Regions from separate parts of the Homo sapiens genome. Here regions 1 and 3 are each linked to region 2. Evidence: chromatin loops called from intact Hi-C (ENCODE). Cell type or tissue: Caco-2. All regions are shown on one strand.

Evidence for each region. Peaks named below come from ENCODE experiments on the same cell type or tissue, not always from the same donor. Only the 100,000 strongest peaks of a DNase experiment are listed, where the experiment ranks them.
Region 1: a loop joins it to region 2, with 4 times the contacts of the local background. A loop is called at or near these places in 4 of 110 quality-filtered maps.
Region 3: a loop joins it to region 2, with 17 times the contacts of the local background. A loop is called at or near these places in 48 of 110 quality-filtered maps.

Annotation. Positions count from the first base shown.
Region 1 is chr6:168,709,198-168,717,197 of GRCh38, reverse strand. It overlaps LOC105378143 (a long non-coding RNA gene), which reads right to left. Exons shown (of 3, transcript XR_943296.3): 1 at 5,408-8,000; 2 at 4,846-4,998; 3 at 1-616. Among named protein-coding and RNA genes, the nearest start is that of SMOC2, 270 kb to the right of the region's middle. RefSeq lists a silencer at 237-437. In Caco-2, CTCF peaks have their summits at 3,208 (motif pointing right) and 5,925; a DNase peak (open chromatin) is centred at 3,187.
Region 2 is chr6:168,612,473-168,620,472 of GRCh38, reverse strand. The region is part of intron 9 of SMOC2 (SPARC related modular calcium binding 2); the gene reads right to left. Among named protein-coding and RNA genes, the nearest start is that of SMOC2, 180 kb to the right of the region's middle. RefSeq lists a cis regulatory region at 7,433 and an enhancer at 7,349-7,518. In Caco-2, no CTCF peak of the experiment used is centred here; a DNase peak (open chromatin) is centred at 3,452.
Region 3 is chr6:168,880,662-168,888,661 of GRCh38, reverse strand. No RefSeq gene overlaps it. Among named protein-coding and RNA genes, the nearest start is that of LINC01615, 280 kb to the left of the region's middle. In Caco-2, a CTCF peak has its summit at 3,843 (motif pointing right); a DNase peak (open chromatin) is centred at 3,865.

The DNA of each region.
Region 1 (8,000 bases), 97 kb before region 2:
CAGACACCAGGCATAGCGGCATCCCTTTCCCGGACTCCAGAGTCGTGCCCCTGAAATCTGTCTATCCCACAGCCTCCACTTCCCCGCCAGACATATTACCTCAATAGCAGAGACCAAGCTTTAACCTCTTCTACGTTAAAAAATAACAATAATAAAGCTCCTGCCTTAAAAACAAGGATGTCCTGCCTTCGTCCTCTCCTCTCCTTCTCAAGGCAGGCCATGGAGAGACTGCCCACCTCCCCGTGCCCACATCCCCATGCCCACCTCACCGTTCCCACCTCCCCACACCGCTTCCTCCCCTGGCTGCCACTGAGTCTGCTGTTCCCTCCACTTGGCATGACTCTCTAAATCTCACACAGCTCACTCCTTCTTCAGATCCAGGCATCAGCCCCAGGCTGCCTCCTCACCCCTCTGCCTAAAAACACTGGGCTGCCCAGCCCCATGGCTGCTGGTCCTGTTTCCATTTTAATTTCCATTGCAGCCCCTGGCGCTATCCGAGATTACTTATCCACCTGTGGGTGGTGTGGCTCCTGCCTCTTTCCACTGGAGGGGCAGCTCCGTGAGGTTGGAGTCTCCAGCTTGTGCGTGCAACCTGGCCCCAGGAGGGTGAGTGCACCTGTTGAAGGAAGGATGGATGAGCCGGCGGTGACAGAAGCAGCCAATTCCCAGTTCACGTTTTTTGCCTTATTATTGCTTAGCCACATCCCCAACAACTCTAAGTCAATGAAGTTAAAAAAATAAAAACCATGACGCAAGAACCAGGGCATTCTATTTTAAAAATAGAATTCATGTGCCTTCTTAGTTTTTCACACTTGATTTAATGAGCTCACACAAGAGAATTATGAAACCTAAAACCCGTCAGCCCAGCTCTCAGCCTTCCCGAGTTCTGCTAGCATGTGCGGCTCTGTGGAGCCTGGGATGGCAGACACAGGAGATGCCAGCCCTGCGCCTTCAGACAGCAGCCCAGCTCGACGGGACCTGGAAGAGCATGGTGTGGAAACTGAAAGAATGCAGCTGCATCGTTGTCGTCATCCCTATCACCTCATCATTTTCATCATCACCTCCTCCTCATCATCATCCTCATCGTTATCTTCATCCCCATCTCCTCCTTCTCATCATCATCCTCATCATAATCATCTTCATCACCATCCTCTTCCTCCTCCCCATCATCCTCAACATCATTTTAATCACCATCCTCCTCCTCATCCTCATAATCATCTTCATCACCATCCTCTTCCTCCTCCCCATCATCCTCAACATAATTTTAATCACCATCCTCCTCCTCCTCATCCTCATCAATCGTCTTCATCACCATCCTCTTCCTCCTCACCATTATCCTTATCATCTCCATTACCATCCTCCTCATCATCATTCTCACTGTCATCTTCATCACCATCCTCTTCCTCCTCACCATCATCCTTATTGTCATCTCTAGCACCATCCTCCTCCTCCTCCCATCATCCTCAACATCAAACATCTACATCACCATCCTCTTCCTCCTCACTATCATCCTTATTATCATCTCCATTACCATCCTTCTCATCATCATCATTCTCACCATCATCTTCATCAGCATCCTCCTTTTTCTTCTCCCCATCACTGTCATCATCAATCATCTTCATCACCATCCTCTTCCTCCTCCCCATCATCCTCATCACCATCTTCATCCCCATCTCCTCCTCCTCCTCATCATCATCCTCATCATAATCTTCCTTCAACACCATCCTCCTCTTCCTCACTATCCCGAACATCATATCCATCACCATCCTCCTCCTCGCCATCATCCTCATCATCTTCATCACCATTGTCCTCCTCATCATTATCTTCATCACCATTGTCCTTCTCCTCCTCCTCACCATCATCCTTACCATTAATCATCTTTATCACCATCCTCCTACTCCTCACCATCATTCTCACCGTTATCTTCACCACCATCCTCCTCCATCCCCCCATTATCCTCGTCATCATCTTCATCACCATGATCCTCCTTCTCCTGATCATCTTCTCCATCACCATCATTCTCCTTCCTATTATGCTCATCATCATCTTCATCACCATGGTCCTCCTCCTCCTCACCATAATCTTTACGATCATCTCTTTCTCCATCCCCCTCCTCTTCACCATCATCCTCACCATCATTTCCATCACCATCATCCTCCTCCTTCTCCCCATCATCTTCATCATCTCTATCACCGTCTTCCTCCTCCTCCCCATCATTCTTACCATCATCTTCATCCCTGTCTTCATCTTCCTCCTCCCCATCATCCTCCTCCTCATCTCTATCACAATCCCCCTCCTCCTCATCATCATTCTCACATCATCTTCATCTCTGTCATCCTCATCATCATCATCCTCATCATCTCTATCACCATCTCCCTCTTCCTCCCCATCATTCTCACCATCCTCTTCATCCCTGTTATCCTCCTCCTCACCATCATCATCATCAATGATCTTCATCACCATCCTCCTCCTCCCCACCATCCTCATCATCATCTTCATCACCATCATCCTCCTCCTCCCCATTATTCTCATTATCTCCAATACCATCATCCTCCTTCTCCCCATCATCTTCATCATCTTCATTACCATCACCCTCTTCCTCCTCACCATCATCCTCATCGTCTTCATCACTTTCCTCCTCATGATCTTCATCACCATCATTATCCTCATCCTCCCTCTCCTCACCATCATCCTCATCATCAATCATCTTCATCACCATCATTACCCTCCTCATCACAAACATTTATTGAGCACTTAATCAGTGCAGGTCACTTGGTAATTGAGCCCCACGAAGCTCCATGTGAAGCCAACATCAGAGCTTGGAAAGACCAAGTAACAAGTAACTTACTAAGGTTCCACAGCTGCTAAGGCCTGACCCAGGACAAGATTGAGATGCCCAACCTGTGCCATTGGCTATGCTGCCATGCTGCTGCAGTCCTGGAGAAGGTACCCTGTGCCAGAGAAAGAGGCCTTCTCTTTTCTTTCTGCCCAATTATGTGTTGTGGGTGCAATGGCATCTGTAAGGAGCACACCCCCCTGCATGGGCGTGACCACAGATGACTGGACGGGCACTTGGCCAGGCTCTGAGGCAGAGATGGCCCCGTCATTGGCTTCAGCAGTAAACTGCAGTGTCATTTAAAGCTGGGTTCTCTGAATCCCAGGGACTGGACAGGGTGTCCCTGGCCACTAGGGGGCTGGGCATGGGAAGCAGGAGGCTGGTAAGAGCAACCAGCCTCCATAACCTTTGCCCAGCCAGCCCCAGTGTGATGTGTGTCTTATGCTCCAGGCTTCCTTGTCAGATTGAGTTGGGGCACAGATTCCATGGTGAAGATGTTTGAAAGCTACTAAACCTGATGATCTTTAAGGGCATTTTTTTTTATTTTGATAAATAAAAAGTTTGATTTAGGTCCAAGTATCCATTATTTTACCAACTCCAAGTAACCACTAAGTAGCTGTGAAGGGTCAGCTCTGGTGCAGCACCAATGGTGTGGACAGCCAGAGGGCAGAGCTGCAGAATCTGTATCTGACAGGAGACCCCCGGGTGAAGTGCAGATGGTGCCTGAGGTTTTGGTGCCTGAGGTTTTAGTTCCTGGAAAAATCCCAGAGAGATGAAATAAATATTTCCCTCTATAGGATATGTGCAGCTAGAAAATGTAAATCTTCAGGTGGTCTTTAAAATTAAGAGATACATTTTTTAATAGAATGAGCTTAGAATTGCAGATTGCATAGAGAGACCAGACACAGCAGTTCACCACCATGACTGGGCACCTGGCTCGGTCCTGCTCCTGAATGAACCCTGCTAGGATGGTTTCCCTCCTGGCCATTAGCCCAGTGGACGTGCTTAGAGCTTTTCTGTTTCTGCTCACAGGCCAGTTTGTCCACTGAGGAATCCTCGGCTCTGTCTTCTCCTGTGCCTCCAGTTTCCCCACATCCTGGCCACGTTGTGCTGTAGCTCTCTGCATGTGTGTGTCTCTCCTTGCTGTGCTGTAGCTCTCTGCACACACGTGCCTCTCTTCCCTGAGCTGGATGGCCTCTGCCATGTGCACTGTGCATGCCTGTGCAGTTCCCTTCTGACTCTCTCGGGGCTACCACAATGCAGCCTGACACCTGCTAGATGTCCAGTGTGCAGCAAACAAGTATTAACAATTAAGGACAATGACCTGCATTCTTGTTGAACAAAACTGTGTATTTGAAAGTCTTCCAAATGATTTCAAACCATCAGAAAGTGATTGGCAAGCAATTTTTGACAACAGATTTTTGAGTTTACTTTCTCCCAAGGGTCCAGCTTCTATATCTATATTCAGATTCATCCCTACAGGAGATTGGAGTTTGGCATCAGTGAGCTATCAGAAAAGGCAAATGTCAGTGGAGGCTTCCTGATGCGGTGGTGAGAGTCAAGGCATTAAATCAGCCAAACTGGAGCCAAGCCATCCTCTGCTCTAACGCCACTGTGACCCCAATCGGGTCTCCAGCCCTGCAGCTCTCCCAACACTGGGCCAGTGACTCCCACTGCAGGGCATGGAGGCCCAGGCACCTGCTCCAGTGAGGCAGAGCTTGGCAAGGGCTTCTCAGAAGACAGATGGGCATTCACCCTCCTTCCTGTCCTAAATTCCTCATGATACTTGCAGCAAAATCCCAGGCCACTCCAGGAAGCTCTGGCTATCTGCACAAGCTAGAAAGTCATTAGGAATGTAGAGATTTGTCTATTCTGAAATATTAGAACATACTTACTTCAAACATGGCATTTCCAAAATGGCTTTTCTATGAGAGAAGTGACCCACGCCTGCCCTCTTGTCCCCTGACTCCCCAACACCCAGCACCCCGAGGCCCCCAGACATCTCCCACCTCATTTCTGTGTCCTCCTTCCAGGGGAGTCTCAGGACCTCCAGACTTCCGAGGCTGTCTCTGCCTGGCATGCTGTGTCAGCTCATCTCAGAGAGAGAAGCTCTGATCTTCCAGGTGCAAAGGCCACAAACCTCTGGTGAGTGTCACCTTCACCTGCCAAGGTCCCCAGGGCCAGTCATTCTCACCGCCCTGCTATCTCTGAGGCTGCACTGCACCACCCTGGTCCTGCATCCTTGCGGACTCCTGTGTCCCTCGGCCACTTGGCCCATCTCCTCCCATAGCTAGGGCAGTGCCTGCCATCTCATCATCTGCCTGAGACCTTCTCCCCTCCTCAGGGTCAGGGCCATTCCCTTGGGGTCTTGGAACCACATCCCCCTTCCCTGACAGCCACAGGGGCTCCTGACTGTTCCCAAAACAGGCCAGGCAAGCGCCGGCCTCAGGGTCTTTGCAGGCACTGCCCCTGTGCCCGGAGGGTGTCTGTCCCACAAGCAGCAGGACAACCCAGATATCCCTCCTGGGGTCCGTTATGAGAGCCCTCCGCTCTGCCCTCCCTGGTGCTCACCAGTGACTGTGCACTCTGCGTGTTTGGTGCCACTGTCCTTCTCACTGGCATAGAAATGCCTCCAGGGAGAGATTCTGCTCTGTCCGGCGGCTGTGACTCAGGGGCACAGAATTAATGAGTTGGGCTGAGGAACGTGGCTGCTGGCAGAACCCTTCTCACTGTAGCTTCGTATCTGGTAGAAATCTTTTTCTTTTTCTTTTCTTTCTTTCTTTCCCTGCATGTTAACTTAAAGAGGGGGGCAATGAAGAGAAACAGTTCCTGGAACTAAGAGGCACTTGATATTATTATTATGAATAATGAGTATAAAGCTTTCATTCACTGTAAATATCACATGTGTAAATGCAGAAGAATCCGCGTTGCAGACAGGATGGCCAGCCCTGGAGGAGCTAAGAAGGGCGGGAGGGAGATGAAGGTGTCTCCCTCTGCCTCACTAGCTTTGAAGAAAAGTTTATTTTTTTAAATGTGCAATTCTCCCATGGAAATTGGTCAAAGCTGCAATTCAACATCTGACCTCTGGGGCGTTAGAATAGTCAGAAGGACACTGTTTTTTTTGTACTAGTTCTCTTTTTAAAGTTTATTTTTGTTCCCAAATGTGAAGTCATTAGAAGCAACTTAATTGCAAGATTCAGTGGTTCACCTGGGCAGGTTTACTAAACTCTAGGCTAATCTTCTCCAGCCCTGCCAACCATTCAGCTTGAAAGCACATTTGGTGCCTCAATAGACACATAGATTTTTCCTGGACAAGGTTGTTATGGTTCCGTTTCATAACATTTAACTACATGTTTGATGAAGAAACCACAAAACCTCATGAACCCATATGCAATAATGTCAGATGAAATCTGCTGATTTTGTTCTCGGCTTCAATAACACCATATGACTTCAGCCAAAACCATAGACATTAAGACAGAAGCTAAACTTGAGACCAAATGACCATTTGGAGATGGCACTGACTGGCGTGCGGGGCTGATGGAGCCGTTCCCGTGAGCACCCTGTATTCACAGGACAGTTGTTGGGCCTGGAAAGGTGACTGGCTTGAGGTTGTCACGCGGTTGCCGGTGGGATTGCAGGCTTTGCTGTGAGACTACAGAAAATCTATGGTTTGATCAATATTCTGAGAAGTATAAAAACCCAGTAAATGGAGCCCTTTGGAGATGGGGTCCCTCACAGCCCCGTGTGGCTCAGATCCCTCCCTCTAGGCAAAGGGCACTTGCCCAGCCAAGCAGCGAGAGAGGAGAGACAAACACCCAGCACTGTTTTCAGGGTGATACTCACCAAAGGCAATAGCTTCCTTGAGAAGGTCGCCTTGGATTATGAAACTCAGTTCACCCGTTCCTGTGAGGAAATGGAACTTGAATGCAAATCCCAGCCCACAGACCATTCAGCCGGTGGAGTTCTGTGCATGCGGCGTTCAACCATCTCGCTCAGTGGTTGTTATAAAAACAGTGTCCAGCAATGATGCCTCAGAGCCAGCTGGCCCCTTGAATTTCCTGCATGCCTTTCTTTCATCCCAGGGTGAAGAGGGTGGACTTGGGACACACAGCACCTGCGTGGGGGTGGGCAGGAGAGCGGACGTCCCCATGGCACCGTGATGAGGACCTGCTGGCTCTGTTACCTTGGGCAGGAATGAGGCTGGCTGAGGGATAGAGTGCATCTGCAGGTGTGGTGTTTGGGTAATTTGCTCTGTGCTCCCTTACTTTCCCCCAGGAGGCCCCTTCACCCGCACCCACTGGAGCCCTGTGAAGAGTTCTGACGAGAGTCAAAGGCAAGTTTTCCAGTGAGCATCAGTCTCCAACTCAAAAGCAAATGCCTCCCTGACCCCTGACTGGCCACCTCCCAGGGCCCCACATGAAGACCCCTCCCTGCCTGCCTTTCCTGCTTTCAACTGAGAAAGGACACAATGAAGGAGGGAGGGGAAGAGATGAGAGGAAAGTCAGCGAGGAAGTTTATTGGAAATCATCAAAGCAAGTCATGTTCTGCGTCCTTCTTCTGAGCAGACGGGGGGCTCTGCATCTCCATCTCAGCCTCTGCGGGAGGGCAGGGGCCATGACCTTGCGGCATGTGCTGGTGACAGGGGCCTTGCAAGATGACAGATCTGGGTTTAGAGATGGAAAACGGTCACAGGTGGTAGATGGCACAGAGCCAGCATTCCATGTAGCAGCCCCAGGTGCTCCCAATCCTGCCCTCTGTCCACCGCCTCGTGCCCCACGCCCCCTTCCATCAAACTGCACGGCTCTAAGAGAGTCTCCCACTCACCTAGCCAGGTCTCCCAGTTCCATCACCTTGCCCGGATCCACCCACACATTTCCCCAAAGATTGCAACCCTGACTTCAGGAACCAGCGGCTCCTTTGCTCTCACACATACTTTGTCTCCCTGTGGCTGGATCTGTCCTTCCAAATTTTACATCATGGCGACATCTCACTGGTTCTCCATGGAGCTTCCATTCAATTTCTAATTTTGAACTGACTGTGTCTCTGTTTTCTGGAAATAGCAGTTATATTTATTTATGACACAATATAACAAGCCTAGACTTTCAAGATGATGTCGAGCAGAAGTCCACTGCCCTAATAAATGTCAAGAGGAAAACCCAGAGAA
Region 2 (8,000 bases):
GCATTCATCCCAGGGTCATAAACCTGCAATCCTCACAGCCAGGTCTCAGCTCCAGAGTACGGGAGCTGGATCTCTATTGACTTGCATCTCCCAGAACATTGGCAAGCACCACCTATGCAACAGGCATGTAATAAATACTTGCTTGCAAAATTAGAAAACAAAGGGATTTGTAATTCTCATGAGAAGGTAAAGCAGAGAAGGCACCATGCAGTCTTAGTATTCTGCCAGCGTTGGGTTTAAAGACATAGGGGAATCAGGAAGATAAGCGCTTCCAAGTGAAAACAATAAACATGATTCAGTGAAGAGATGAAATACCGATAGCTAAAGAACGCTCAAGGCATCTGAATTGCTTGGTTTGGTGGAGGGGAGAGACCACAGGCAAATATTACACGCAGGTAGGGCTGTGTGTTTCATGCCTGAGCAACCTGGTGCAGGGGATCTGAAGACCTGAAGGCAGTGACTGCCAACCTCAGGGAGCACAGAGCCCGTGTGTCCGGAACCTTGAGAGCGAGCTGGACAACGGCCTGCCGGAGCACAGTGACCATGACTGGTACGTAGAGTAAAAGGGCCACAAGACACAGAGCGTGTAAACTGAAGCTGTGGGCTTTCTAACCATGGCAGGCACTGGCTACACAAGGGACAGCTGGCTGTGGAGACCTTCCGACTCCAGGCAGAGTCCCCTCTGTCCGGACTGGCCTCACTGTGGTCTCACCTGAAGTGCACAGCCTCTGAGAAAGAAGGGCGCTTTCAGGAGTACCACGGTGGTTTCCTGCCTGAGTCAGCGGCAAACGGGAAGTAAGTGAGACTTGCGTTATAGGAGGTTTTAATTTGATTATGGTAGAGCCTCAATCAATTCAGAAAAGATAGGAGGGAAGTCTAAACTAACCACTGTAGGCCAGTTAAAAGCATACTTGTTATTTTTAAGTGTATACCGTACTTGGAAGGCTTTTAAAGTAGTTAATCATTTAGGATAAACTGCTTTAATAGAGTTAGGAATTATTTGCAATAGAATAACAATTGTTTAGAAATTAATTTAATATATTTGATAGTGTTGGAGACCAGTTTGTTCTCAAGTTATTTAAATTGTCTCTGAAATATTGCTTACACTATTAATTTGTCTGGCAGATGCCTTTTTCATGATGAACGTAAATCTAAACTTTATTCCATCTCTCTTCTGCATAATCATAACTTTCAAAGTAACGCAGGCTAAACTGGCCAGAGCTGACTGTCCTGTTGTCGTTCAGAATGCTCCCTGCTGTCTTTGGGAATTTTTTAAATGGCACTTTATCTTTAAAAATCTGGCTCTAAAGGAAACCATAAACAAAAACAAGCCACATTGCTTCTAAAATAACTCAACAATGTGCTGTTGCGGTCACCGGCGCTGCTCAGAACTCAAGTTCTCCGATCCGTGCTGAGGGTCATTTTGTGTCAGGTCATAGGTCATCTAACACTTGGTTCTCTGATATTCTAGCAAATTCCTGGGTATTTTAAGATTAAGATATTTATTGTCTTATTATATTGAATAAACAAATAAAATGCAGCCCATAATTTCAGAAATTGGTTCCCAGTTTAGTGGAGTCTGTGGAGTAGTGACTGAAGGGCACTCCAGCTTTCCTGCCATCGCTGTCTCTCCCAGACCGGATGCCCGTGTGCCTGCTGCGTCGAGAGCCCATAGTCCCTGCAGGAGACGATGTCACCTTCCCCATCGCCTAAGCTGGGCTACTGATGTCCTGAGCGCACCGTCTTCCTGTCTGCATCTGTGCTCACCCCATGCGGGACATTCCTAGCCCTTCCATCGTCATTCCCTGGCCTTGTCTTAACTCTTTTACCACCTCTCCTTGACTCGCCTCTTAATGCCACTACCTGCCTCTCCTCAACTCTCCTCTTAATGCCACTACCCACCTCTCGACCCTCGTTTTAATGCCACTACCCACCTCTCCTCGACTCTCCTTTTAATGCCACTACCCGCCTCTCCTCCACTCTCCTAATGCCACTACCCGCCTCTCCTCCACTCTCCTAATGCCACTACCCGCCTCTCCTCCACTCTCCTAATGCCACTACCCGCCTTTCCTCCACTCTCCTCTTAATGCCACTACCTGCCTCTCCTCCACTCTCCTCTTAATGCCACTACCTGCCTCTCCTTGACTCGCCTCTTAATGCCACTACGCTGGCTCTTTGCCATTGGATGCCCAGTGAATTGCAAGCTGTGTGTTGTTACTAATCATGATCGGCTTGTTTGTAGGGCTCAGTGCAAAATGGAGCACGGAGGCCTCGCGTTTAAAAATTAATTATTTCATCGTGGTGATAGCACAGCAATAAACCGAGGGTCCTGTTGGAGCACTGGGCCCTGGGGCGATGGTCCAGGCCACTCCCATGCAGGCAGCCTTGCGGCTAATAACACGCCATAGGACAGATCCGTTTTCTTGGATGGGAAATAAATGGGTGGGTTAAAAATCTCAGATTATTTTATCCCTGGCAGACCCCATAAACCTGGCAATCCATGTCAGCATGCCTCTCAGGGAAATGACCTGTGTCCTGTGTGCTGGAGGCATGGCCCCTCAGCGAGGCGCTGGACGCGACCCCCGCCTCTCCAAGTAGGCCATGCAATCAGGCGAGATACAGTCCCATGCATGGCGGAGAGAAGAAAACAGAAAATGCACTGGGGTAAGGCCAGGAGGGGCCCCATCGGTCACAACAAGCAGTTCACATTTAATCTGGAGCCAGGAGACCCTGATGATGGGAAGCAATACAGGCCAGATCTGGGGTTTCCAGACACCTCTTCTTGCTGCATGGATGGGGATCAGAATCTACTTACAGTCTATTTGGAAACTCGCCTGGAGGAAGCAGTGGGGCAGCCAGCGAGATGCAAGAGAGCTTGGAGCAGAGACAGGACTTGTCCAAGCGGATGTGAGTGCGGGACAAGAGTGGAGTGCCCCTGGCCCATCAGAGTCCTAAACTTTTGCTTGAAAGGTCATGGGAGAAACTATAGCTCCAGCTTCCTGCCCCGTCTTCAGAGTCCACGAATGCAGTGCCCTGGGCCCCTGGGAGACCCGTCCTTGGGTGTGAGAAAAGCTCCTGCTCAGCCACGTCGGTGAGAAACAGCCACCCTGCTCAGTTATTCACACTCAGCTGTTGAAGTATCAATTAATAAACAGAAAAAGCGCCCAGCACCCTCCTGTACATAATTAGACATTTGTTAGTCTTTCCTCTACATGTTGAGGAAAATAAAACGCCTTTGTTTATTTAATTTCTCTATTCCTGTTCTTGTTTTTTTGAGAATGATGAATTCCCACATTCCCCCAAACCTCCAATGTCTCCTTACTCTCAAACATGAAGACAAAATATCAGCCAAAAGAAATATTGTAATAAAATCCCACTGAGAATTCTGCTGGCCTTGCTGCAAGAGTAGCCATATCGCTCCTTCTTAGTTCTCATCTCTCCGGTGCCCTCTGCAGGGTGCATCCTGTCCACTTTCTTTCCCAGGAGAAAAGGCAAGCGCTGAGTGAAACGCTCACTTCACCTGTGTCCCTGCACCTGCGTGGGCTCCCTCAGCTGCTGGAGGAGCTCCCTGCAACCCCCCCGCAGTGCAGCGGCATCTCGGGATGCTCCACAGACACCGGTTCTTGAAAACCACCTTTTCCCAACCGCTTGACTCCTCGGCACCCCTTGTCCCTGCTCTTCCTGTCTTATGATGCCTCTGGGATGGCAATTATATGTGTGGTTTTTCTGAGTTTTTATTTGCAGCAGTCTTTTCTCAATAAAACTGATTTAATGGTCCATTTCACTGTTACGCTTCCTAAAAACTGCAATTTCCTTCAAAAGTGTTACTAATCTTATTCATGGGCAAATTTCATATTTAGACATCCAACTTAGTGGTCAAAAAATAAAATAATGTAGATTCAGCTCTCTCTTCCAAGTGGTGCCATGTGGAACGGTCTCTTGCCATATCTGGGACTCCCCAGCCCTACCCATGAGGCTGAGTTGATGTTCTTTAGGTATCATGCCACCAGACAGCTCTCAAAAGCAGAATGCCAGGTTAAAAATCCTCTCTCACAGACAGCCTCGCATCCCAGCCTCCTCAACACCCAGTCCTTGTCCCAGCCTCATGGGTCATGGAGAGTCTGAGCCTGTGCCCTGAGCAGCTGGTTCTGGCGTGAGCCTGTATGGACACAGAGTGCAGATAGCTCACCTAACTACTCACATCCCCAGAATTACAGTAGTATGTTTCTAAAGCCTGAAGCTTTGTTCCCAGCTCAGCTAAAATTTAGAAGACTCGTGTCTGTAAATTCAGTCTTTGATATGACAGCAGGGATCACAGAAGTAGACATTTTTAGTGGGCAGAATATTGACACCTCGTGTCACCTTTGTGAGGCTCTCAAAGGCCACCAAGCGAGGTCCTGGCCGGCTCCTGTCTGCTTTGTAGAAAAGGTAAACACCGAGGTCCTTACATGTCACATGATACCTGGCAGGAATGTGTTGCTCCTGATCTAACTACCTTTTGGAAAATGTCCTAAGCTCCACTTAGGGCAAGGTAAGGTTCATTTTATGCTCTCTCAGAAAACCATAACTAATCTTCAAAAAATTAGAATAGTGCTAAAATCGTGTCTGAAAAATCCAGGTGTTGCCTCTAAGGTTTCTACATGAGTCAAAGACGATAATTATGCCAGCAATTGCTTGGGGCCCCAAGAAAAAAGATGCTCCTGGCTGTAGATGTGAAGAGACCCTGTGCTGGCTGTAGGTATGAAGAGGCCCCCTGTGCTGGCTGTAGGTGTGAAGAGGCCCTGTGCTGGCTGTAGGTGTGAAGAGGCCCCCTGTGCTGGCTGTAGGTATGAAGAGGCCCTGTGCTGGCTGTAGGTGTGAAGAGGCCCCCTGTGCTGGCTGTAGGTATGAAGAGGCCCTGTGCTGGCTGTAGATGTAAAGAGGCCCTGTGCCGGCTGTAAGTATGAAGATGAAGAGACCCTGTGCTGGCTGTAGGTGTGAAGAGGCCGTGTGCTGGCTGTAGGTGTGAAGAGGCCCTGTGCTGGCTGTAGGTGTGAAGAGGCCCCCTGTGCTGGCTGTAGGTGTGAAGAGGCCCTGTGCTGGCTGTAGGTGTGAAGAGGCCCCCTGTGCTGGCTGTAGGTGTGAAGAGGCCCTGTGCTGGCTGTAGGTGTGAAGAGGCCCCGTGCTGGCTGTAGGTGTGAAGAGGCCCCATGCTGGCTGTAGGTGTGAAAAGGCCCCGTGCTGGCTGTAGGTGTGAAGAGGCCCCGTGCTGGCTGTAGGTATAAAGAGGCCCTGTGCTGGCTGTAGGTGTGAAGAGGCCCTGTGCTGGCTGTAGGTGTGAAGAGGCCCCCTGTGCTGGCTGTAGATGTAAAGAGGCCCCCTGTGCTGGCTGTAGGTGTGAAGAGGCCCTGTGCCGGCTGTAAGTATGAAGAGGCCCTGTGCTGGCTGTAGATGTGAAGAGGCCCTGTGCTGGCTGTAGGTATGAAGAGGCCCTGTGCTGGCTGTAGGTGTGAAGAGGCCCTGTGCTGGCTGTAGGTGTGAAGAGGTACTGTGCTGGCTGTAGGTGTGAAGAGGCCCCCTGTGCTGGCTGTAGGTGTGAAGAGGTCCCCTGTGCTGGCTGTAGGTGTGAAGAGGCCCTGTGCTGGCTGTAGGTGTGAAGAGGCCCTGTGCTGGCTGTAGGTATGAAGAGGCCCTGTGCTGGCTGTAGGTGTGAAGAGGCCCTGTGCTGGCTGTAGGTGTGAAGAGGCCCTGTGCTGGCTGTAGGTGTGAAGAGGCTCCATGTGCTGGCTGTAGGTGTGAAGAGGCCCTGTGCTGGCTGTAGGTGTGAAGAGGCCCTGTGCTGGCTGTAGGTGTGAAGAGGCCCTGTGCTGGCTGTAGGTGTGAAGAGGCCCCCTGTGCTGGCTGTAGGTGTGAAGAGGCCCCCTGTGCTGGCTGTAGGTATGAAGAGGCCCTGTGCTGGCTGTAGGTGTGAAGAGGCCCTGTGCTGGCTGTAGGTGTGAAGAGGCCCTGTGCTGGCTGTAGGTGTGAAGAGGCTCCATGTGCTGGCTGTAGGTGTGAAGAGGCCCTGTGCTGGCTGTAGGTATAAAGAGGCCCTGTGCTGGCTGTAGGTATGAAGAGGCCCTGTGCTGGCTGTAGGTATGAAGAGGTCCTGTGCTGGCTGTAGGTATGAAGAGGCCCTGTGCTGGCTGTAGGTGTGAAGAGGCCCTGTGCTGGCTGTAGGTATAAAGAGGCCCTGTGCTGGCTGTAGGTGTGAAGAGGCTCCATGTGCTGGCTGTAGGTGTGAAGAGGCTCTGTGCTGGCTGTAGGTGTGAAGAGGCCCCCTGTGCTGGCTGTAGGTGTGAAGAGGCCCCCTGTGCTGGCTGTAGGTGTGAAGAGGCTCCATGTGCTGGCTGTAGGTATGAAGAGGCCCTGTGCTGGCTGTAGGTGTGAAGAGGCCCCCTGCTGGCTGTAGGTGTGAAGAGGCCCCCTGTGCTGGCTGTAGGTGTGAAGAGGCCCTGTGCTGGCTGTAGGTGTGAAGAGGCCCCCTGTGCTGGCTGTAGGTGTGAAGAGGCCCTGTGCTGGCTGTAGGTGTGAAGAGGCCCCCTGTGCTGGCTGTAGGTGTGAAGAGGTCCTGTGCTGGCTGTAGGTGTGAAGAGGCCCCCTGTGCTGGCTGTAGGTGTGAAGAGGTCCTGTGCTGGCTCTAGGAGAAGAGGCCCTGTGCTGGCTGTAGGTGTGAAGAGGCCCTGTGCTGGCTGTAGGTGTGAAGAGGCCCCCTGTGCTGGCTGTAGGTGTGAAGAGGCCCTGTGCTGGCTGTAGGTGTGAAGAGGCCCTGTGCTGGCTGTAGGTGTGAAGAGGCTCCATGTGCTGGCTGTAGGTGTGAAGAGGCCCCCTGTGCTGGCTGTAGATGTGAAGAGGCACTGTGCCATGCCCTTTAGGGAGAGGCCTTGACCATTCATGAAGTCTGCTGGGTCCATAGAGCTTCCAGAAACACTTGGGTGAGAGGCTGTTTGACCAAAATAAAGACCATTTCTTAGACTGTGTGCCAGGCGGAAGAGCTCTGGGGATCCAGGAGAGGACCCTGGCTTGGGGTACAGGGCAGTAACAGAGGGGCCATGCCCAGGCTCCCCAAGGGGCTCCTCATGCCGCCCCCTCTGTCCTCACACTGGTGCCACTGCTGAACCACCAACATCAGGACACCCACAGAAAGACAGTGCTGTTTTCACCTGAGCTGGTGGAGGAAGGAATGGCTCACAGGATACGTCAGACTTCCCCTGCACCTTCCTGACCCCCAGGGCCCAGCTCCTGTGCTGCCTTTGGGGTGGCCTGGACCACAGTGCCTGAGAGTGAGATCAGACTGCACGCAGCGCAGATCGTCACAATGACGAAAATGTGAGCGTTCCCTGCCAGTGTAGACTGAAATGAAGCAACGCCCAGAGGAAAGCCAGTCTGCTCATTCGAATACGATTGGTCCTGAGAATGAGAGTCAGCCGGAAAACCGTATCCGAGAGTGAAAGACACAATTGCATGATCAGGAAAGGTGAGAGGAAACCCTGCACTCTAGGCCATGAAATCACTTATTTTGACTTCACTTTAGATCAAAGTCTCCATTGTAAGTTTTCGAGCCAACTCTCCTTGGCCGATGCTCCTGCCCTGAACCTGCCGGCGACTGGGCCTGCTCTGCTCTGGACAGGTGCATCTCCCTGCACCTCTGTCTTTCGCCTGCATCTCCTCTCTGACAAGGTTGTGCCGATGGCCTCTTGCATTGCCGCGCCGAGGGCCTACGAGCCTGAATCACAAATGGAGCCGGTGCCGCAGCTGAGGCAAGCAAGGGACTGTTCTGGCTTTTTCCCCTCTCACTCAGCAGAAGGGGCCCTGAGGACTGATGGAGATCACGAACCCAGTGCTGCTGTTTGAGTAAAGGCTGGGGTCACCCTCTCCCCTGATGGAGATCACGAACCCAGCGCTGCTGTTTGAGTAAAGGCTGGGGTCACCCTCTCCCCGATGGAGATCATGAACCCAGCACTGCTGTTTGAGTAAAGGCT
Region 3 (8,000 bases), 270 kb before region 2:
TGCCTGGCCTGGGATCTCCCTGTCCCCAGCACCCCAGCGTATCTCCTGCTCTTTCTCTCCATACTCCCCACAGCTGGGCCACAAACTCCAATCCATGGACCACAGCCTCTGTGCAGGCCTTGCCCTCTGAGCAGCTGGAGAGCAGAACGATGTCCATCATGTTGAAAGAGGCCAAGTTAGGGGGGCAGGTGAGCCAAGCCCCTCGTCTGGGACAGGGGCCCTCAGAGGCCAGCAGAGACCCTGTGTGAGGGGAACCGGGCCCCGCGTCTCATCCTGAGACCCCAGGAGCAGCTGGGATGAAGATCCTAGGACTGCTCATTTGTTTCCATTGCTGCTGTAACAAATCACTGCAAATCACTGCTTAAAACAACACAGATTGGTCCCCTCACAGTTCTGCAGGCCGGAAGTCTAAAATCCAGGCGTCTAAAATCCAGGTGTCGGAGCTTTGAGGGAGAATCCCTCTTACTGCCTTTCCCAGCGCGAGAGGCTCTCTGCATCCTGGGCTCCCGGCCCCTTCCCCATCGTCACACCTCAGCCTCTGGTTTTGGGGTCACAGCTCCTTTTCCTGACTTGGATCCCCAGCCTCCCCGCTATGAGAACCCTGTGTCAGCGTCCCCACCCCCAGATGGGCCAGGGTCACCTCCCCATCTCACCAGCAGATTCCCAGCTTGAAACAGTAATTTAATTGCACTGCAGAGTCCATTTTGCCAGGTAAGGAAAAGCGCAGGTTCCTAGGTGGGTGGAGACGCGCAGATCTTCAAGGGCCGTCGTCCATCCTCCTACGGAGGGGCCCAGAGGCACAGGTGAGGTCAGCCCCGGGCAGTGGTGCAGGCACTACACACACGATTCTTTTGCTGCTACAAGCTCTTCAAGAGTCTACGGAAATGTTTCTGAACACAATTTTATTGGCTCCCAAACAGGAAAAGTTACTGCAAACTTTAATAAAGGTTTACTCATTCACCTACAAAAATTTCACTTGTGTATTCACAAACGATTATAACTTTTTTTTTTTTTTTTTGAGATGGAGTCTTGTTCTGTTGCCCAGGCTGGAGTGCAGTGGCGCGATCTCAGCTCACTGCAACCTCCGCCTCCCGGGTTCAAGCGAAGGAATGAGGCACCTGGCCTCTAGTGAGCACGGCTCTCGGGCGAGGTGGGTGACGCTGGGTTTGCTTTTCTCTCTGTACTTTTTGTTTTTGTTTTCTGAGGTGTGCCATATGATGAAAAGATGTTGGGTCCTTAAATTCAACTTTCAGTGGGAGAAATGCTTTCATCCTGGGCTATGATTCTGCGGGAGAACCAGGTGGTTCTTCTCACGAGATACACTCAATCCTCATTTTCGACTGTGAATGTTTCTGAGGGAAGGGTAACAGTAAGTGGGGAAGGGAATAGGCCCTAAGTCAGGGATAATAACCTTTTCATTCCCTGGGTTCAAGCGATTCTCACTCTCAGGGCGAGCACCGTGCCTGTGCGCTTCCTGAGATAAGTCTCAGCGACGGACCGGCACAACCTCCGTTTGACTCCACAAATGCTGAGTGTGGGCAGGAACCGCTTTTTAAATATTAACTAACTTTAAATTACATCAGTCCCTTTTTCAGAGCAGTGAAACCCGCCAGGGTGCAAACACAAAGGTTCTTTTTAATAAAGAAAAAAAAATCACAAATAGGAATACAGAAAGAACATCTGTTATTTTTAGAATACTTCTTACACTTTTTACTTTCTCATTAACAACTGATAGTATGTCATGCATTTTAAACTTCTTTTTTTTAAGAGGAAAAGGAAAAAAGAAAGAGAAAAAAGAAGAGAAATAAACCACAGAAGCTGACAAAAATCCATCGGCCCACAAATATTAATATTTTATGAACTCCTAATCTGTGTCCAGTGCTGGGCTGGGCTGAATATTCGTTCTGTCACAACCTGCTTTCACATTTTTCCGTTGATGGGCTGCCTGACATAACCTCTCAGTAGATACAGAAATACAGAAATAGCCCTTGCATAATACATTCTGGAGGTGACGTAGGAACTCTCTGCTGTGCCATGTGGGGACGCTAATGAAAAAGCTGAGCTGGCCCGTCGACTCTGTGGGCGCCGATGGTGTGTAAATCTTGTGCGCGCCCGGCCAGGGTGGCCAGCCTGCGGCCTGGGGACGGAGGGGCGCGGCTGCCCCAGACGCTGTCCGTGTGGCCCGGCCGGCACCGGGGCCACCTCCCGGCCACAGCCTCCGACGGCCACCACCTGGGGAGGCCCCGCCAGTGACAGCGCCCAGTTACTGGAAACTGCGTGGCTATGTCTTGGGGTCGGTTCCTGAGCAGCTCATAAATAAGGGCTTCCAGAGGTGCGTTTTCTATTTGCAGTAACCCCCTTCTCCTCCCACCTCCTCAAGTGATAAATCTAGCAGCGAACTCAACGGCGTCGTTGTTCCCGCAATACTAGGGTCAGAAATGAATCAATGCCGCAGTGTCGCTCGGCCGCAGACAGGCCGTAAATATACCATTATTAATCTCTGCTTAATAAATGAAAAGGCGGGGCCGCATGGCTGCTGGCTGCGGTGTCTGTGCGGCCCGGATCAGTGGCCTCTTTGTTTGGGGTGAGGTGGGTGGGGGACTGGTGTTGTCACCTGAAAACGGAGACATGGATCACACCCCTGTCCCCAGAAGGCCCCACCGTTCACCATTGATGACTCACAAACACAACTGTGGGGCTCTGAATCCAGAAAGAATGCACACTCGCTGGGCGTGGGAATGGTGGTGCCTCTGGAATAAACATTTACCCTGGAGGTGTGTGTCTGCTTGCAACACAAACGTCTGTCCATGCTGCAGTCTCTGTGTTCCCATCGCCCCGCATGACGCTGCCTCTTCACAGGGTCAGGAACAGCGCCTGTCTAGAGGGTGCAGGGAGAAGGGAGCAGCAGTTGTTGGCTCCGAGAGCAATTTTTCATGTCCTTCCACACAAGCTCTCCCTCCTCACTTTCAGTCACCTGCAATGGTGGAATTTTTTTACCCTTATTTTAAAAATTAAAATGTACACACATGAAGATTCCAAAATAATTCGTTACTTCCTCAAACTGCAGCAAATGGGGAAAGTCAGAGCAAGACCCAGATCTTTGGAATTCAGATCCACTCTTCACACCGCCAGACGAGGCTGGGATGGCCTGGGATTCAGGAGAGGCGGTGAAGTTGGAGGGGGTCAGCAGCCCTCACGGCTACATCTGCAGGAGGACCACCAGGGGCCAGGCCCAGCGCTGGGTGAGCCTCCCTCCTCCTCTGCAGCAGGACCCCCATGGGGCCAGGCCCCGGGCTGGGTGAGCCTCCCTCCTCCCAGGCTCTGCAGGCCTCCTGGGCCTGGGCTCTCCGTGGCCCCTATCTGAAGCCCCGCTCTTCATACATTTGGCTTCCCAGCTTCTTCCCAGGTAATCCGACCATTGGCTTTACCCAAATCACTCAGGATTCAGGAGGAAAGAGCAGGTGAGGCAAAAAGGAGAAAGGGAAGCACAGAAAACTACGAAGAAATAATTAACAATCCTTCCATGCTAGAAAGAGGAAAATGCATTCATCCTTTCAGAATCCCGCGGGGCGGTTCCCGCCTGATGGAGCCAAGGTCCCCGCGGGTCTGGAACCCCTGGACAGGCCCGGCCTGATGAGCCATGCACGGTCCTGCAGGTCTGGACCCCCTGGACAGACCCGGCCTAATGAGCCATGCACAGTCCTGCAGGTCTGCGGTTCTCAAACCCCTGGACAGGCCCGGCCTGATGAGCCATGCACGGTCCAGCAGGTCTGGAACCCCGGGCAGGCCCCCAGGCAGCCCCGGCCCTTGGCGGCACCCGCGGAGCCGGCGCGCTGCGCAGCCTGAGCACCAGAGGGCGCTGGCGCGCTTTAAACGCGGACGGGAATTGGAAGCCCTGGTTCTGCCGCTCCCCGGTCCTTCCCGCGTCTCACGCGACGCCGGCCATGCAATTATTTGTGCACATAATTACGGCATAAAACGGACGCACGGTGAGCCCTTTAACGCACCCTGTCTAAATATCTGATAGTTTTCAGTTCCATGGACACATTCTGGTGGATTCAGGTTTTGACACTTCAATGATTTCGGAAGCCCTGTAAGAAAAGTAAAACCGAATTACAAACAGGAAGGACAGCAGGAAGCCCTCGCCTGCAGTGAGAAGAGAAACCTCAACAACACTACGCGTTCTGAAAACCTAGCAAATCTTCTCCAACAAGGCCCATCTGAACGTGATACAATGTTTCTACTGAATAACGGCCCCACATACACATTTCCCCCAATTTTTCTGCATATTATTCAACCACCTTTTCATGTGCCAATGGCTATCTCTATTTTAATATTGTTTTCCTTAGAGAGAACAGAAAGAAAACTCAGTTTCCAGAGTCGCAGGAAATAGAGTTGTATTGGGACTGCGCGGTGAGCCTAAACCCGTGGTCCGCCGCAGAACTTGCTTTTCCGACTGCCAGCCCCGCCCGGCACTGCCGACGCTGGGGTTCTGAAAAGTTCTACCTTGCACAAGTAATTGCCATTGTGTTTGTGCCACATGCCTTTTCCTGTGTGTGATGTGTTTATCGCTGCATGTACTGCATTCTCGACAGGAGATGCTTGACAGACGAGGACTTTTGTTTGGATAAGGTGGGGATGAACCTGCATATAATTTAGGGTGTACAGATTGGAAGAATTTCCTGCAGAGCAGCTTCGGGGTCGGCGCCTTTGAGCCTTGTGTCTGCCTGGCTGTCCATCCCCCTGGGCCCTGGAGGACCCTTCTGCGTCGGAACTGACCTCTGGCCCTGCTCCTTCTTGTCACAGGCCGGGTGAGACACACGGTGGTTGGGTGAATGTTCTGGAAGCCACTTCCACACTGGGAAGATCAGCAGTAATTCAACTATCCACAGACGTGATGGTGAACCATGAGTGGATCCCACCATGCCAGAGTGAAATTACTGCAGTTCATCTCTTTTCAAATTGGATCTCAAAGTCCTCATGATCCCTTCGATGCCACCAGACACCAGGGAATGGCGGCAGAGAGGACATGGGAGGGGATGGAGAGCTGTCCAGACTCCGTGAAGACAGACATGTGTCCAGCTTCCCTCCTGAGTCCCTGCAAGAGACGGCAGCTGAGGGAGCTCACATTCAAGCTTCATGGACTGCACTGTAAATCCGTCTCCTAACAAGTTTGAAATGATTTAGAATAAATGAACCTAGAGTCATAGAATCACTGTTATTTGAGATTGAAGGGAACTTTTACATACACTGTCTGGCCTGTGGCTCTATCTGACAAATGAGAAAACAGACCCAGAATCTCAGAGCAGGGGCATGATACAGCACCAGCTCCCAGTTGGCCCTTTTTCACCTTATAGATTAAAGGTTTTCTTCCTTATTGGCAACCTACTTTAGAAGTCATTAAGTATCTCTCTGAGGAACTGCATGTGCTTCCAAAAGTTAAGCAAAGTTTCGAAGTTAGGTGCTGCAGCAAAACCTTTAAAAAAACCCAAAGTCTATATAGGCTGCTCTCTGCCCTACGAGTGCAATAGAAGAGTAACCCTTCTAGTGTAAGTCAAGGCTTGACATGGCCAACTCCGAAACCAAGTATTTAGGGAAGAGCATCCCGTCTAGCGTAAGTCTTGACACGGCCAAACCCGAAATGAAGTATTTAGGGAAGAGTAACCCTTCTAGTGTAAGTCAAGGCTTGACACGGCCAACTCCGAAAACAAGTATTTAGGGTGGGGTCGGGATAGTGAAAAGGGGAAGCGTGGATGTCCACCCAACAGGAGGCCGGATGCTGTGAGGTGGATTTAACCTGGCAGCACAGCCAAGGGCATACTTCAGTTATGGGGCAGAATCCTCTGATTCCTGCGTCTTTTGTTGCCATGTTCTTAAAGCTAGGGAAACAGTTCCACAGGCTTAACATGAAAACAGAGTAAGTATGGGACAAAATAAGGAAAACTTTGATAGATTGTATTTGGAATATGCCACCCCCTTTTCCACTGTGCCATGATAAAATAAAAATGTGGAGTTTATGGTTTATGTTCTGGGAAACATCAATTGTTTTAGGAGCGTGATAAATACTTTTCATTGGAGCCTAGGCTTGTACCTATTAGACTCACAGTACATTTTGCTACATAGAACTCATGGCTCCTACAAAAGATTTTTTCTTGCATGTTTACATGAAATAAAGCATTATTACAACATCGTGAATATTTTTACAATTAAAACTGAAGTATTTGATTGTTATAGATGGGCTAATAAGTTTCTTATTGGAAACTTGGAATTCTTCTTCTGGAAATCTTCGCTATTCCCGCAATATGTCAGCACTGCAGACACCATCAACCCCATTTTCTACAATTTGTCTATATTCTACTATTTCCATATTAAATAATTTTATTTGCTTTAGGCCACTGTTCTGCGTTCTACACCAAAGCAAAATGTGTGTGTCATGGGACCCAGGACTGGGCTCTAAGAAACGCAGAGCTTCCGTCTCCTTGTTGGGAGCTGTGGAAATGACTGGCTCGTCAAGTAATGACTTCTGCTTCTCACACACCTTGCAACCCTGACCCCTGTGTCACATCACGGGATATCATGGTCTCACACACAGACCATTCAAAGACTGGCATACCTGATGTTTCAGATTTCAGCTCTCCGTTCCCAAAAGCACATTCTACTTGTCTCCAGGATTTTCTTTATAAACACTCAAATCTGGTCAAGTCTGTAGGCTGGAGCCTGAACTCCTCCGTAGCTCATAAGTCTACATGGAATCCACCCATCTCTGTCATCTTGTGCCCCCTTTCCTCTGTGAGCTCCAGGTTTAAGCTACAACAGACCCTTCATCAGCCATCGGACACACCTTGCCTTCTGAAGGTTCTGCGGCTCAGCTTAGAATGGCCTCCCTACCAAGGATTATTCAGTTAAAATGTTCTTGAAACTTGGATTACATTGCTTGCCTCTCTGTTTGCAACATTAACTGCATATATTTTCTAATATAGTGCAGTAATCTTATTTTAATTACATGTTTATATCAAATTTTTTCATTACAATGTGAGGTTCTTCGACTCTGCCTTCTTTATGCTAATTCTGAGCACAGTGCCCAGCTTAGTTCATGGCTTCCATTAAGAAATCGTCAAAGATATAAATGAATAAACGGCTGTGTATACATTAGGGTGCAATAGTAATTGTCAGGCTCAATTATAGACTATTCAGGACAATCAGCCAAAAACTAAGCTAGGGAAACACTAATGGCATACAAATATTTTAGGTTCTTCTCTAAAGGAGCTCCTGGATAGCTGGGAAGCCCTTTGACCTTGAGTCTAGTTCCTAAGATCTTGCTAAGCCCTCAGTGGTCACTGAACTCAGTTGGAACAACCCCCTCAATGAGACTGAGCTGCGCTCTGCATGCCCACCGCTGCGATGAACAGTGGATGTTTCACGGAAGAATAAGTGTTTGCTCTCAGGGAGGAAGGAAGCTCATATATACCCTTGGAAATGCAAAAATGAGCCCCCAAACGAGGAAACAGTCAAAACAAACTACCAGCAAATTTTAGGTCATTTAATAGCAAATACAACAGCTATGGGAGCTTAGAGAAGCGCTGAATGTTTGCAGACCACAGAGGAAAATCCAGGCTCCACGTCTCAGCTTCTCTTCCTCAAAGACTGCAGAGATGAGAAACGAATTCCCAAGACAACAGCTCCCTGCTCACCTGCACTCCCCCACATCTGTCTCCTATAACACGCACGCCATTTTTATATTAAAAATGAAAAGAGTAACTTTGACAACAGCCAGCACTTTTGAATGCTAGACACTATCCTAATTTCTTTATACATCCTTAATGTATTCATTTAAATCTTTGACAAAACAATAAACCTATGACATAGGTAATATTGCAGAAACTGAAGCATACGATGATTAATTGTCTTGCCTAAGGTCACCCAGCTCTGCCAAGGCAGAAACCAGTAAGGTTCAACTAGCGATGGCTCTAGAATTTCAGTTGATAAGGAAGGGGCTTCGG